Regions from separate parts of the Homo sapiens genome. Here region 2 is linked to region 1. The links are chromatin loops, found by intact Hi-C in ENCODE. Cell type or tissue: Caco-2. All regions are shown on one strand. Each heading gives the region's core, and the rest is flanking DNA. Links, peaks and the distances in the headings are about the cores only.

Region 1 (7,712 bases), core at 3,559-7,558:
CCAAACGGCAGACTGAGTTGACCCTCCCTCCTCCATCTCTGTCTGCCTTCCCATTCCTGGGACTCTTCGGGCCCAGCCAGGCACTGCCTGAAGGTCCCACGGCCTCTGCCTCCCTGTCTGCCATTCCAGGCTGCTCGCCACTGGCCCGTCTTCTCATCTCTCTTAGTCCATTTGCACTGCTCTAACGAATGCCCAGCGCTGAGTGGTGTCAAGACAACAGAAATGTATTTCTTAGTTTGGAGGCTGGGAGGCCAAGATCACAGCTTGGGCAGGTTCGTGGGCTGGTGAGGGCTGCTCTCTGCTTCCAAGACGGAGCCTTGCTACCATCAAAGGGGAGCAATGCTGTGTCCTCACGGGCAGGGCAGAGGGGCAAGGGTGCCAAACGCTACTTGAAACCTGTTTTTTTGTTTGTTTGTTTTTTGAGACGGAGCTTCGCTCTTGTCACCTAGGCTGGAGTGCAATGGCACGATCTTGGCTCACCGCAACCTCCGCCTCCCAGGTTCAAGCAATTCTCCTGCTGCAGCCTCCGGAGTAGCTGGGATTACAGGCACGCTCCACCATGCCTGGCTAATTTTTTGTATTTTTAGCAGAGATGGGGTTTCACCATGTTGGCCAGGCTGGTCTTGAACTTCTGACCTCAGATGATCAGCCTGCCTCGGCCTCCCAAAGTGTTGAGATTATAGGTGTGAGCCACCGTGCCTGGCCAAAGCGTCTTTTTTTTAAGGGCCGTAATCGCATTCTCGAAGGCAGCAGCCTTCCTGATCTCATCACTGTTTAAAGACCCACCTCTCCATCCCACTGCACTGGGCGTTACTTTTTAACACCTGGTGTTTCTAGACACATCCAACCATAGCTCATCCCACTCTAATCCCCCCTTGCCCTTTTAAAAGCAACTTACACTCCAGCTTCTCTGAGCTGCTCACTCTTCCCCAGACTTCACCTCACTGGGGAGGCCTTCCAGGCTACCCTGCTCCAGCCTCGCCCCGGCCAGTGCATCACTGATTTTTCTTCCTAGCACCTCCCTCTCCCTGATCATATGAATTTAGTTTGTTCCTATTTCCCCACTAGCATGTGGGCTCCATGGGGACAGGGACCCTAACCCCGGGCCTAGAACAATGCCTGGCAAATAGAAAATCAGTGTCTATCAATTAATAAACACCTCTCCCTGCCCTTTCTGTATCTTCTCAGGACCCCAACCTGCCTTGGGAGGCTCTTCTCACAGCCTTGGCATACCCAGCCGCAGTAGCATCCAAAGTTCCATCAAGCAGCAGGCGCTCTCCTCTTCCTCAAGCACTTTCTCTGTCCACTGATGACAATGCTGCCATCTCCCTTGAATTTCAGGTGTTTGTTCCTGGGTCTTTTTTTTTTTCTTTCTTTCTTTCTTTTTTTTTTTTTTTTTTTGAGACGGGGTTTTTGCTCTGTCACCCAGGCTGGAGTACAGTGGTGCAATCTCAGCTCACGGTGGCAACCTCCACCTCCATGGTTCAAGCGATTCTCGTGTCTCAGCCTCCTGAGTAGCTGGGATTACAGGCACTCACCACCACGCCTGGCTAGTTTTTGTGTATTTAGTAGAGACGGGGTTTCACCATGTTGGCTAGGCTGGTCTCGAACTCCTGACCTCAAGTGGTCTGCCTGCCTCTGCCTCCCAAAGTGCTGGGATTACAGGCATGAACCCAGTGCTCCTGGCCTGCTTGTGTGTGTTGATCTTCCTCATTGGATACAAACTCCTGGAGGCCCAGGAACCATCTCTTTCTCCCTTGCTGTTCCTTGGACCCTCTGTGTGCCCAGGACTGACATGGGCCGACCTGTCTCTGACGAGCAGTGAGTCGACCCTCCATCAAGCTGCCCGTAGCTCACTAATATGTATGCTGCACCCTCCCAAAATGAAAATTACATCGAAAGTTGTAATATATATATATATATATATATATGATATAAGCACACAGATTTTTTAAAAAGCCAATTGAAATGGAAAATTAAGAAAGATGACTCTAGATACTTAAAAAGTCACAAGCACAGCCCATTAATTTCTTCACATTTTCCTTCTCCCTCATGAAGCAGAAAACTCTATCAGAGAAGCAAAGCTTTAAAAATACAATTCTTGCTAGCCTGGAGCAGAAAATACTAATACAAGCACTTAAAAAATGTGTACAGCAAATCTGGGTGACTTCAGTTTCCTTAGGACAAGCTCTTTTTTCTTTAATAAAGGGAAAACATTACATCTTTATTTTCATTAACCTGAACATTGGCGCTTCCTTCAAGAATGCACCTAGGCAAGGAACCTCTCTAATATTAGGAGTTCCCGTAATGTGCCAAACATAGAAATCTCTGATATTTTTATTTCCATCAATGCTTTTGCAGGTATCTAAATGCTCATCACTATTTTGAGTTTCCGGGGGATGTAAGATTAACTACTAGATTGTGTTATTTAATGCATAAAGAAGTATATATATTACACCACAATTTCTAAAAATTGTTGGTAATTGTATGTAAACATAATTGCTTTCATCTGTGATCTCAGGGTTTTTATGTGTATTTCCATAATACTGAGGAGTTTATAGCCTTTCTCAAACTGCCAGAGGTGTTGACCTATGGCACAGAAAGAGCTAAGTTGCTCATTTCAATCTATTTTACATAAAGCCAAATTTTATTGCAGCATAAATCATGGACCAAACTGACAATGTTTCCCTCATGCCAGAAAATGATTCATTAAGGAATATAATGGTTCTTGGTATACACTTCATTGAGCTCCATCCCTGCAAGCTTCCTCTTTGACCTCTTAAAATCCAAGCTGGTTTTGATGCATTCATTGGTGGACAACTTTTCGCACATCTCTTACATTGGTTGTAAACATAGCATGAAGCCCATTCTATTCAGTCCAATAGCCAAAGCCATCTTATTTGGAGATGCATTTCTATTGCAGAGATAGGAACAATTCCTTCAAGAAACCAGTATTGACTGTGCTAGGCTCTTGGGATTCAGAGATGAGCCAAGACAAGGTCACTGTCCTCAAGGAGCTCAGTGTGTGACTCTGCCAGGTGGGGAAGGAAAGGTGCCACAGCCTGGACACAGCTTAGACCAACACAGGGAGGTTTACAAAAAGATGGTCAAGGGAGTGCTGGAGGAAGTCCGTGTGTGCGAGGACATAGCAAAGGGGGTGAGCCCAGAGTTGACCACACAGAAGGATGCAGGAAGGGCTCCTGTGAAAGGAGTCCTTTGTCCTATGGATAGGGGAGGACAGAATTGGAGGGAGGACCAGGGGGAGGGTGTTGGAGTAGCTTGGTCAAAAAGAAAGAGGATGAGCATCCAGGAAAAAAAAGTCTTAATTCTGGTCATGGCAGTAGGAATGGTTGTGAAACCTATGAGTTGCTGGAATCTGGACCACTGATGGGGAAAGGTCCCAGGACCGAGTCTGAGCTTGGGCACTACTGTGGGGTGATGGATACTCAGAGGGGCTGGGGGCTGGAGGATTACAAAATAACTGACTTGACACATGCCCCAAGTGACTTGACAGAAAGATGGCCAGGTGCAGATCAAGGCAAGAATTAATCAGGGACAAAATTTTCCTTTCGTCGAGAAGTCAGAGCCTAACTCTTTTCTAACTAAATCTTTTCTCCTGAATGAGGTCCTAAAGAACATCTACAAATACCATAATGTTATGTTAATTATCATTCTCAACAACATCAATGTCAAAATCAGTATCAATGAAAAACTGGAGGTTTAACTGAACTGCTTGGCCTGGCCTCGGAGTATTAGGGAGAAAAGCCATTTATATTCAGACTGGTACTGACCAATTGTGAACACATTTAGGCCAAGAAAAAATAGTGTGGAAGGGGTGTTCTTGTTGCTGGAAATAATCTGGCTGTGACCATCTCACACCAGTTAGAATGGTGATCATTAAAAAGTCAGGAAACAACAGGTGCTGGAGAGGATGTGGAGAAATAGGAACACTTTTACACCGTTGGTGGAACTGTAAACTAGTTCAAGCATTGTGGAAGACAGTGTGGCGATTCCTCAGGGATCTAGAACTAGAAATACCATTTGACCCAGCCATCCCATTACTGGGTATATACCCAAAGGATTATAAATCATGCTGCTATAAAGACACATGAACACGTATGTTTATTGCAGCACTATTCACAATAGCAAAGACTTGGAACCAACCCAAATGTCCAACAATGATAGACTGGATTAAGAAAATGTGGCACATATACACCATGGAATACTATGCAGCCGTAAAAAATGATGAGTTCATGTCCTTTGTAGGGACATGGATGAAGCTGGAAACTATCATTCTCAGCAAACTGTTGCAAGGACAAAAAACCAAACATCGCATGTTCTCACTCATAGGTGGGAATTGAACAATGAGAACACATGGACACAGGAAGGGGAACATCACACACTGGGGCCTGTTGTGGAGTGGGGGGAGGGGGGAGGGATAGCATTAGGAGATATACCTAATGTAAATGACAAGTTAATGGGTGCAGCACACCAACATGGCACATGTATACATATGTAACAAACCTGCACGTTGTGCACATGTACCCTAGAACTTAAAGTATAAAAACAAAAACAAAAAAAAAAACAAGACAGCATCTTTAACTTGGTTGCACCATCGACAATGAATAACACGGTTCTAAGCTTCAGTTTCCTTCTCTGAAAATAGGAATAATAATAAAATTAATAATAATATTTTAAAAAAATAATAATCCAGCTGTGGTAGGGATGTTTCCCAGTTAAGAACAAGCTGCATTCCCCGCCAGCTTGTGGATTACAGTGATCATCTGGGTCTAAAAGCAACACCAGCCACTGTAACAGCTAACTCACCTTCTCGGTGGCCAATCATAGTTTTATCTCTCTAGATACCGTGTGACAGACACTTTGCTGAACAGAGCTTACTGGGGGTCCCTAAGGGATCTGGGGTCCTTCTATCTGCCCCTGCCTCACCTTTAGGGACTTGGAGTTCCTCCTGATCAGTTGGAAGAAGGGAGGATTTCTGGAAGGTTCCTGTGAGCCAGACTCAACAGCAGGCGGCCCATAGCATTCTGGTTCCCATCTCCTAGCTGGACCGCACCTGACTGCAAGGGAGATGGGGAAAGACAGCCCAGTCGCTGGCTCAGGAAGAGGATGGGTCTTGGGGGAACATGGCAGTCCATCAGAAGAGCTTTCTCCTTTTAAGAATTGCCTTCCTCCACCCTGGCTTTGCTTTGTGTTGGGCGGAGGGCACCAAGATAGATTAAACCTGATTCGTGCACTGTTCTTCCCAAGCAGGCTACGCCCAAAGGGCCAGGCATGGAGCAGGGTGGTGAGTGAATTGTGCCTCTCAAAAAGACGTGTCCAAGTCCTAAACCCCGCTGTGAATGTGACCCTACTTAGAAACAGGGTCATCATAGGTGTGATCAAGTTAAGATGAGGTCTTGATGGATTAGGGTGGGCTCTAAATCCTATGACTGGTGTCCTTAGAGAGAGATTTAGTCACAGACATGGAGAACAAGCGACCATGTGATACCTTGATTTCAGACATCTGGCCTCAAAAACGGTGACAGCACACATTTCTGTTGTCCTTAGCCATGCAGGGCACTTTGTTACGGCAGTCCTGAGTTAAGGTCCCTGCCTCTCTTATTGGCTGTGTAAATTATGGGACCACATTGAGCCCTGTCCTTAACTGCAAAATGGGTATGAGGACCCAGCTGGTAGGTGATGCATGGTGGAATTAACACAGGTACAAGCGGTGGAAAGCATCCAGGTAACAGAGGGCTTGTGCTCACTCCACAAGTCCCAGCCACGTGGAGGGTTTAGCCTCTCCTTGCCCCACGTACCGTGTCGTCGATGCTGCCGACACACTGGTCCCCAGGGCTGGTCTGTTGGTGGTCTAGCTGGCTCCCACTCAGCCTTCAAGCCTTTCATCAAAGTCATGTTCCCAAGAAAGATTTCCATTAGCCCCATTCCTCCCCCTACCTCCAGGTGGAGCTGGTCTCCATTAGGAGTCCTTCACTCCTTTCTCCCCCACAACACGGTCTTCCTAAAGCACGGTCTGCCCTTGTTTGCCACAATCAGCACTTCAAGGCTGACACCTGACACACAGAAATGACTCCATCCTAAACTTTCTATTTCGGGACTGGGGTTGCCAATTCATGGGACCCAGAAAACAGCAAGTCATCGATGTGCTTTCCTTTGGGTGCCTGGTATAACACCAATTCCCATTTGGTTAGTGGTGACTGAGTGACTCGTGTTTCAAGAGCAAATTAAATGAATAGCAAGAAAATAGACACCTGCCACACCAGCTGTCCTACTGTCATCTAGGGGTGACTATTTTGGGGAGGCAGCCATTGGTGTATGTATAAATACGTACATTAGGTTTCATGTTTGTTTTATTTAAAGTCTGGTTGGGTACAGAAAACACACACACACTTAACAGGTTAAAATATCCAAATAAAATTTACTGCAACTTTTGTAGAATTTTATTTGTGCTACAAGACACGTTGCATAGGAAACTATTTAAAGCCCCTGAGGAAAAAATATCCATGGTTTAAGGTGCAACTGGTTTTGTTTCTTCTTTGGGGAAAAGGTGATAGATGGTCTCTGGGAGAAATTATGGGGTGGAGTTGAGAAGCACAATCGAAGGTTATATGGTGGGATGATTGGCGAATTGTGTGTCCTGGTTCTTGCAGCATAAAATAGCTAATGTTTGTTCTTTTTTTCAGTCCGTTGGTCTTCAGTATCTGAATAAGTAGCTATACAACGTTTCAGGCCAGTAAGGGAGTATACATTGATTATACTAAGGAAGTAACATGTTTCAAGAAAGCAGTTTTAGAGAATGAGATTCGGGATCCCAAATGGTCCCTGACAACTGCAGGCACACAGGAAGTGTCCTGGCACGTTGCTAAGGATCACCTCACTCTACTGATTTGCCAGTATCAGTCCTTCCTCCTGCTCCCTTCCAACACGCGACATCTACGACGCATTGTGAGATTCACACAGCATGTCTGCACCCTAAAGTTATTAATGCAACACTGTGTCAAGTTCCTGATTTTATGTGAGTCACATTTTCATTTTTACAAAATGCTCATCTTGCTCAGATGATCTTTACATTGTACAAAAAATGGTTTCATCTAAACTATGACTTCCTTCCGAGGAGACACAGGTACACCAGGAAGGAAGAGGGGTTAAGCCTTAGATGAAATGAAATGCAGAGTTTGGCAAATGGCAGCTGGCACCTCTGCACATCAGCATAAGGCGTTGCTTGTGAGGCCAACCACAGCATCTGCAATAAGCACGAGAGTCAGTGGCCACCAAGGCTCTGATTCGGTCATGAAGTTTTCTTCCTGTCCACAGAAGAGGCAGCAAACTCTATGGGAAGCACTGCTTTGACCTCAAGGAAAAAACAGTACAATGGCCTCGTAGCAGCAGGGACCACCTCACTCTCAAATGGCATTGTTCTTGTCAATGACTAATTGCACACTGGCAGGGGCCCTAAAGACTGTCAACTCATGGCTGCTTTCTAATCTATTGGCAGAAACAGCTCAGGGCACCTAAATGCTAATGCGGGACTTCACTCTGCCCACTGAAGCTCACCAAAGATTCACATATTCTATGGATGGTCATTTACTACGAGTGAGGCAAAGCACGGAAGACAATCAAATCCGAGGAGGGAGCAGGACCTGGGGCCTTCTCAGAAAGAATGAGCTGTACCCGTTTACTGAAAAGCCACT
Region 2 (7,712 bases), core at 1,379-5,378, 48 kb after region 1:
AATGACCTGTCTGTGGGGTGAAGACGCTGGGTCACTGGCTGTGGCTGTCAATCACTGAACTGTGCTGTGTGCAGCAGGGACCCCAGGGATGGTCTGCCGAGGTCAGGGCGCTTCCCATCCCAGTTGCCGTTCTTGTGTCTCCTCTGGGCTGGCTGTCCCTGCCAGTACCCTGAGCCACTGTCAGCGCCCCGTAACATTCATGAGCAGCTGGAGGGAAGATGCCAGAGTGTTTAAACCAATAAGCTGCTCCCTGCATCCACACTGAGTGTGCGGGCACCAGCCCCATGCTTTCCCTATAATAGGACCTAATCACTTTATTGTAACAGCTTATTGAATTGTGTGTCTCTCCAGCCAAGCTGTGTGCTCCGGGTCAGCAAGGGCTATGCCTGTCTCTCAGAATCCCATCCCCCACCCAGAGCCTGGAATGCAGCAGCAACCGCTCAACGGACACTAATCAACTGCAAGGAGGGCTTCAGGGTGGCTCCCATCCATCTCCTTGTATATGAATGGGGCTGCTTCCCAAAAGCAAGACTTCTTATGCTCATATCCTTCTCATTTCCAGCTGGTACAGGCATATGTTCTGACAAACAGAGAGTTATCAGAACTGGAGTCTTCCTTAATGTAAGTCGAGAGGAAGGACATTCACTAAATACACAGGTACTGAGCCTTTGCCAGGAATACAAAGAAAAGCAAGACTGTCGCTGTTCTCAGCAGGTTTACGGAAATGACAAAGACACAGATGAGAGCTATCATAGAGACTACGATCCAGGGAAGACAGCGAGAGCCACTGTTATGGGTGGAACTGAGTCACCCCAAAAGATGTGTTCAAGTCCTAACTCCTGGTACCTGTACATTTTACCATATTTGGAAATACAGTCTTTGCAGATGTGACGAAGTTAAGATGAGGTCATACGGAATTAGGATGGGCTCTAACTCCAATCACTGGTGTCCTTATAAGAGGGAAATTTAAATCCAGTACAGAGACACAGACAGAAGAGGGCCACATAACAATGAAGGCAGATATTTTTTGAAGGAACGTGGCTTTAAGCTAACGAAGACTGCCAAAAACCACCAGAAGCTAGGAGAGAGAGGAAGGGTTCTCCTAGGAGAGAGAGGAAGGGTTCTAGGAGAGGGAGGAAGGGTTCTCCTAGGAGAGGGAGGAAGGGTTCTCCTAGGAGAGGGAGGAAGGGTTCTCCTAGGAGAGGGAGGAAGGGTTCTCCTAGGAGAGTAAGGAAGGGTTCTAGAAGAGGGAGGAAGGGTTCTCCTAGGAGAGGGAGGAAGGTTTCTCCTAGAAGAGGGAGGAAGGGTTTCAGGAGAGGGAGGAAGGGTTCTAGGAGAGACAGGAAGGGTTCTCCTAGAAGAGGGAAGAAGGGTTCTAGGAGAGAGAGAAAGGGTTCTCCTAGAAGAGGGAGGAAGGGCTCTCCTAGGAGAGGGAGGAAGGGTTCTAGAAGAGGGAGGAAGGTTTCTCCTAGGAGAGGGAGGAAGGGTTCTCCTAGGAGAGGGAGGAAGGGTTCTAGAAGAGGGAGGAAGGTTTCTCCTAGGAGAGGGAGGAAGGGTTCTCCTAGGAGAGGGAGGAAGGGTTGTCCTTGGAGAGCGGGGAAGGGTTCTCCTAGAGTCTTTGGAGAGACACAGTACTGCCAACATCTTGCTTTCAGGCTCCAGCCTCCAGACTGTGAGAATGTGTTTCTGCTTTAAGGCACGCAGTCCTTGGCACTGTGTTACAGCAGCCCTAGGGAACCAGTATGCCCTGCAACATTCATTGGCTGCTGGGTGTGTGTCAGGCACCATTCTAAAAGCTTTCAATGTGTTAATTCATTTGTGTATCACAAGTGCCCTATGAGACAGATAAGGATTATGACCTCTATTTCACAAATGAGGAAACCGAGATGCAGAGAAGCCAAGCCTCTTGTCCAAGGTTTTCCAGCCACCAAACAGCTGGACCGAGTAGTTCTGGGGCCTACTGTGTGCATCTTGCCCTGCGGGCCTCCCCATGAAGCAGGCTGGGCCCAGCACGGGAGGTCAGTGCCACAGGACTCAGACAGGCAACTGGAGATGAAGTGGGGTGGGCCCAGGGACAGAGCAAAGGGGGCTCACAGAAACACCCATCATTTCTGGTGCATGAAGGTATACTGGCTCAAGGTTTATGGAGAAAACCTGGGGTGGGAGCCATAGGGGCCGTGTGCACCATGGGGAGGGGTCTCTAATCTGCAAGTCAGGCTGCCAAGGAGGGGATGATACACCCTCAGTAGTTTGGGGGATCCCGGGGATGGGACGAAGGGTAGACAAGCAGGAGGTAACCCTGAAAAAAGACCCTCCAGGAAGCTCCAGCACTCACCAGAAGGAGGTGACTGAGCATCTATACCACGGCAGGGAAGGTTTGAGGAGAGGAGAGACTAACACACTTTCCCAGGAGCAAGAGGAAGGTCCTGGGGGTGACATGGAGGTGGCGAGCGGAAACCACAAAGACGCTCTTAGCTGGGATCTCCAAAATAGGCTGAATGTGGGCAGCATGGAGAAAAAGGAAGGTAGAGGGTTTTCTCCTGGACATGCCAACATAGGGTACCCACGTGAGGAGCAAACACATGGCTCTGGCAGTGAGAGGTAAATCTTGATTAGATCTGGAATAGACATTTGGGGAGAGATCCATAGAGAGATCCAGATCAAGGATATGGGAAGGAGGCAAGAGTCAAGGGCAAGACCCCAGAGAACAGTTACCACCAAAGGCAGGCCGGCTAGCAAAGAGCAGACACAGATGCAGAAAGAGGCCAAGGAGAGAGAGAAGAGACACAACAGAGAAGCCAAGAAATAATGGAGGCCAACGGAAGGAGCTGAATCCCCAAAGCACTCTTAGACACAATGACCTAGGAGCTCCGTCCTCCAGGGTCCCAGGCACACCACACCACGGCCCCTCTCCCAAACTCTCCTTTAAGATCCTCTTATCTCTGGCTCATTCAGTGACACTTTGGTCCTTTCAACCATCCCACCATACTGGAGCGAGCCTCTGAGTTTTGTTCCTTGGAAGTGGAGGGGACAACTGCCTTTGCAGAGTGGAGGCCCACGGCAGACAGACACACACTGCAGGCCGGATGGCACCTGCAGAGCTCAGAGGGGAGCTGGGCAGCAGGAGGGCCCAGAGAGCACTCTGGGAAGCCTGGTTATCCCAAGTAATAGTCCTTCAGGTGCTAGGAGGCAAGTATATTCTACCCGGAACCATCTCTATTTCAACAAACTCACCAATGGGTCAGTGATGAACATTAAGCTCTCAGCTATGGGGAAACATTCTTATGCAAATCAGCTGATTTCTAGACAATCCCAGAGAACACAAGCTGTCCGTCCACCTGTCCCTTGGGCAAATGTCAGCCCAGCCCCTGTAAGCCAGCTGGAACCCCGGTGTTGTGCTGGTGTGGTAGAGCTTACAGGACAGTCAGACAAAAACAGGCAGGCAGCAGCCAGCTGCTCCCATTGCTTTCTTTTTTAAAGCAAAGCATAAATGAGCAAAGTGTGTGAATCACCCCGTTTTTCAGTAGGGCCTCTGCTACAAGCCCATACCAGGTGGAGATAAAATAGAACAAAACCTACCCAACAGGTTTCCTAGCGGGAGAATGAGTTCACCAGAGGCCGGTGGCCTTTTGATAATTCACAGCTTGTTTGCCTTGGAGTTTTTACAGCGAGTAGGGAGAGGTGCTTGGAAAGGGCACCAAGAGTGATCCAGAGCCAGAGGACACTGCCAGAACCAAGGGGAGCTTGGAGAAGCTTCTTTCTTGTCTCCAACTAGAAAGTACCTAAGGAGCATTATTCTACACAAAGGGTACCAAAAAGAGAATGAGGAGAAAATAACCACCTACAAGGAGAAGCGGTACAAGAGGTAGCACCTCAAGCGTTCTCCGCCTCCTGCTTTATTTCGCCATGGTTCCTGAGTAGGCCTCGGCTGGTTCTTCCTGGCGTTTTCTCTCTGGCCCTCCTGGGCCCTGCAGGGAGGCTGCAGCCCAGAGCTCATGCCAGGCGACCACAGAGCCCCAGCTGCATCAAAGGGCCTCCCTCCCACCAAGGGGCTGTCCCAACCCAGGGCTTCAGGCTGGCTGAGCTGGGAGGTCAGGGTGGCAAACAGGCCTCCTTCCTTTCAGCTTATACACATCCTGCGGTGGCCCCTCAAGCTGTGCCACACCTCTCCGGGCACCAGATCCCACCTAATGGCTCACGACACTGTTCCCACCCAGTCTGGAGAGGAAGGCCACACAGAGGGCCAAGTCCCAGGGCAGCTTTCCTGACAGCTCTGAAACCTCCAAGCCACCCAGCTGCGACTCTCCCTTTCCCACAGGGGTGCAGCTCACGCGGCATCCTCCACCCCCAACGGCTGGTCCTTCTTGGCCTCCTTCAGAGGGTCTCCTCCCCTGACTGCCCTTGACGTCCAACCTCTCCGGTGCCCATCCCTGCTCTGCTGGTCTCCTCGCTGGCGCATTCTCCTCGGGTGCCTGAGTCCACCCTGGGCATGGCTAGGGGCATCTCTGCTGATGGCCAAACCGTGTCTCTACCCTGCCTCCTCAGCACTACCCATAACTGCCCCCACGGGCTCAGGATGGCCGCAGCCCGGGCTCAGGATGGCCGCAGCCTCTCAAGCACTGCACGCCTGGTCTCTTCTTCCCCACTTAGCAACTGGCAGCGCCCAGAAATCCCTCATCCTAAATTCCTCCTTCCTCCAAAACCAGTCAATCAATTCTCTAGGTGAAACAGCAAACTCTCTGGAAAACCATTTCTCCACCTTATCACTGCTGACATTTGGGGCCGGATCCATCTTTGTGTGGGCTGTCCTGGGCACTGCACGATCTGCAGCAGCGTCCTCAGGCTCTACCCACTCCATGCCGGTTGGAACCTCCTCCCTCCTCCCTGCGTGGTGACAATCACAAATCTCCAGACATTGCCAAGTGTCCCTGGGGGGCTGGGAGAGGCAAGGTCGCCCCAGGTGAGAAGCTCTGTGGTAAAGGATCAGAGAGTCAGTATCTGGGGCTTTTCAGGCCATTTGGTCTCCACTGCAACCTGGAGGAAGCAGGGAGGAGCTGCTCTGGACCCCACCTGCCATCTCTCCATCTCTGACATCTCTGACCAGCTCCCCTCTGTGCCTCCTGCTCCTGCCTTCCTGCAGGGACTCACCTGTCTCACCTGGACTCTCCCACTCAACTGCCTCCACTCCCTCCCCTCCCTCCCCTCTACTTGATTTCACAGGTGTGGGCTCACCCGACCCTAGGAAATGGAATTCATTTCCATTCTGACCGGGGGAAGATGACATCCTTTACCCGTGGCCAGGCCCTGTGCTAAATGTTCCGTCAGCTCGTTTAAGTCTCTGAAGCAGATCCGATGAGTAGAGGAAATGGAATGGATTTGGGGAATGAACTTGTCTAAGGACACACAGATGCGGCGTGGCACCCCCAATCTTCTTCACTAAACACCAGGTGCATCAGCCATGTTGCTGCTGTCACGGAGGTCCTGCCCTAGTCCCCCTCCCTTTATCTCCCCTAACCCAGCCCCTCTTTGAATCCCCAGGCAAAACCCAGATGGAGGGTCAGAGCTGGAGGGTCTTGGCAGCCGTGCAGTAGTACAGACGGACGCTTCCATTTGGGAACAGGCCTCACATGCTTGGCCTTGCCAGTCTCATCGGAGAGCCCAAGGGGTGCTGGCCCAGCAGAAATCTAGGCTGGGTGGCCCCTGGCAAAGCAGAGCGAGGGGGGCCCCTGAGTCCACAGACTCCTGAGAGCACAGGCCCCTGAGAGCACAGGCCCTTGGGAGCACAGGCCCTCTGCTTCTGAGAGTCCTGTGGTCCCGCCTGCAGCCAGCCCAGCACCATCGGGACCTTCATCCGCTGGCTTCTTTCCGGGAGTGCTTTTATATCACAGCTAAAAATCCATTAGGAATAAAAGGCACTATGCTTCGTTTCCTAAAAAATGCTACCCCACAGATTTTTGATGGATCCACTCTTGACCAAACCCATGATGCGTATGATACCCCCTGGGGCAGCAAGTGGCCGCTCTGAGATTTTCTGAACACACTCACGCTCAGCCCAAAGGAAAAGGGCAGGAAAGAAAAAATCCTCGCGGAACAAAGCCCGCAAAGACAAAGGAGACCAAGGCTGACTCCCATCTCCCACCTGCTGGCCTTTTCCCGTCCTGCTCGCTAGGTCGTAAAAGCCGTGGCCGGCGTGTGCTCTGGGTACAAAGCAGGCCCCATTCTCAGGTCACTCCACTCCAGCCAGCCCAGCACCATGCCAGGACAGGCGGCTCCTGCCCAGGATTAGTGGCTGGGGCCAGACAGCTGCAGGGGCTGGGCCGGCTTCCTACTCCCCCAGGGATCAAAACCTCCCTCTGGCGCCTCCCACAGCCAGGAACACAGGCGGGCACGCAAGAGCGGGATTCCAATTGCAGGAGCTAAGAGTGCTTGGCTGTGTGTAGACCCAACCAAGCCAGCCTGCCTGGGACCCTGGGACGGCCAGGGCTGGCTTGTTTACAATGGGCCACCCCTCCCAAAGCCAGCATGCTCTGGCTCTCCTCTCGTTCTGCCCCCACTGCATTTTGTAAGATGTGTGTGAAACCTGCAAAGCCTGGATCCCTGGGAGGGTTCAGCAAACATGTGCTTCCTTTGAAGCTCTGAAAGGCAGAAGCACAAGAGAGGTCAGCCTGTAGCCTGGACACGAGGAAGCCAAGATCAACAACTAAGCAGGGTGGCGGAGGCGGGGGTTCAGCAGCTCTGAGGGGCTCAAGGTGTCAGGGGAAGATTTGTTAAAATGCAGGTTCTGGGCCTGCCTTGGAGATCTTCACTCAGTAGGGCTGAGACATCACTCAAGGCCCCAACAGGAAAGGGACAATTTACAACAGTGAAGGGACCCCTGGGGGAAGTGACGCCAGGGAAGTGGGGAAGGGGGAAGCCTCCACTGGAACCTGGGGGAGACAGGGACCCCCAGTCAGGGGAGCCGGAGTGAGCCCCAGGCGAGGGGCTCCCCTGACACCTCCCTCTCCACCGCAAGCCAGAAGTCAGGGGAGCCCCCTGGGGTACAGCCAATTCAGACCACTCCCTGGGCCAACAGCACAGCAGGGCTGGGAGGGACAGACAGACAGACAGACAGACATGGCCAGCACAGGGCATGCCCAGGAAGCTGCCTTTCCACAGCAAGCCTCCTGTGTGACACCTGGGCAAACACCTGGCCTAGGTCTGTTGTTGACTATCCTGCTCTCCACAAGCAGTGCTTCCTCGCAGTCCTGTGTTAACACCCAGGGGGATCTGCAGGCGGATGGCACCTAACACAGGCCTTTATGTGACAGCGACCCTTGCTGGTCCATGCCAACAGTGAGTTCAACAACATACCAAGCCCTACCTCCTGGGAGATTCATAAAATCCTGGGGATAGGCATGGGGTGGAGGAGAAGGAATCAAAAGCCAGGGATCTCTCCAAGAACTTGGAAATGAGAGAAGACAGCTCTTAGAACAGAATTAGACCATCAAATACATGAATCCTAGTAGCACCAGTCACAACAGCCAGAAGGTGGCAACGACCCAAATGTCCATCAACGAATGAAAGTGTAAACAAAATGTAACATAGCCATACAATGGAATATTATGCAGCCATAAAAAGGAATGGGATTTTGACACATGCTGCCACGTGGATGAACCCTGGAAACAGTCTGCAGTGAAAACAAGACAGTCACCAAAGGCCACCTATTGTATGGT

The links. Peaks named below come from ENCODE experiments on the same cell type or tissue, not always from the same donor. Only the 100,000 strongest peaks of a DNase experiment are listed, where the experiment ranks them.
Region 2: it touches region 1 in a loop (4-fold over the local background); 14 of 110 quality-filtered maps call a loop at or near these places.

Annotation. Positions count from the first base shown.
Region 1 is chr2:235,054,356-235,062,067 of GRCh38, reverse strand. It overlaps SH3BP4 (SH3 domain binding protein 4), which reads right to left. Exons shown (of 6, transcript NM_014521.3): 6 at 6,354-7,712. Among named protein-coding and RNA genes, the nearest start is that of SH3BP4, 110 kb to the right of the region's middle. RefSeq lists an enhancer at 1-89 and a silencer at 5,909-6,203. In Caco-2, for the core only: a CTCF peak has its summit at 5,973 (motif pointing right); a DNase peak (open chromatin) is centred at 5,987.
Region 2 is chr2:235,004,619-235,012,330 of GRCh38, reverse strand. The region is part of intron 2 of SH3BP4 (SH3 domain binding protein 4); the gene reads right to left. Among named protein-coding and RNA genes, the nearest start is that of SH3BP4, 56 kb to the right of the region's middle. RefSeq lists enhancers at 1-252, 253-829, 3,789-4,425, 5,783-6,372, 6,373-6,960 and 1 more. In Caco-2, for the core only: no CTCF peak of the experiment used is centred there; a DNase peak (open chromatin) is centred at 3,580; H3K4me3 peaks cover 208 bases.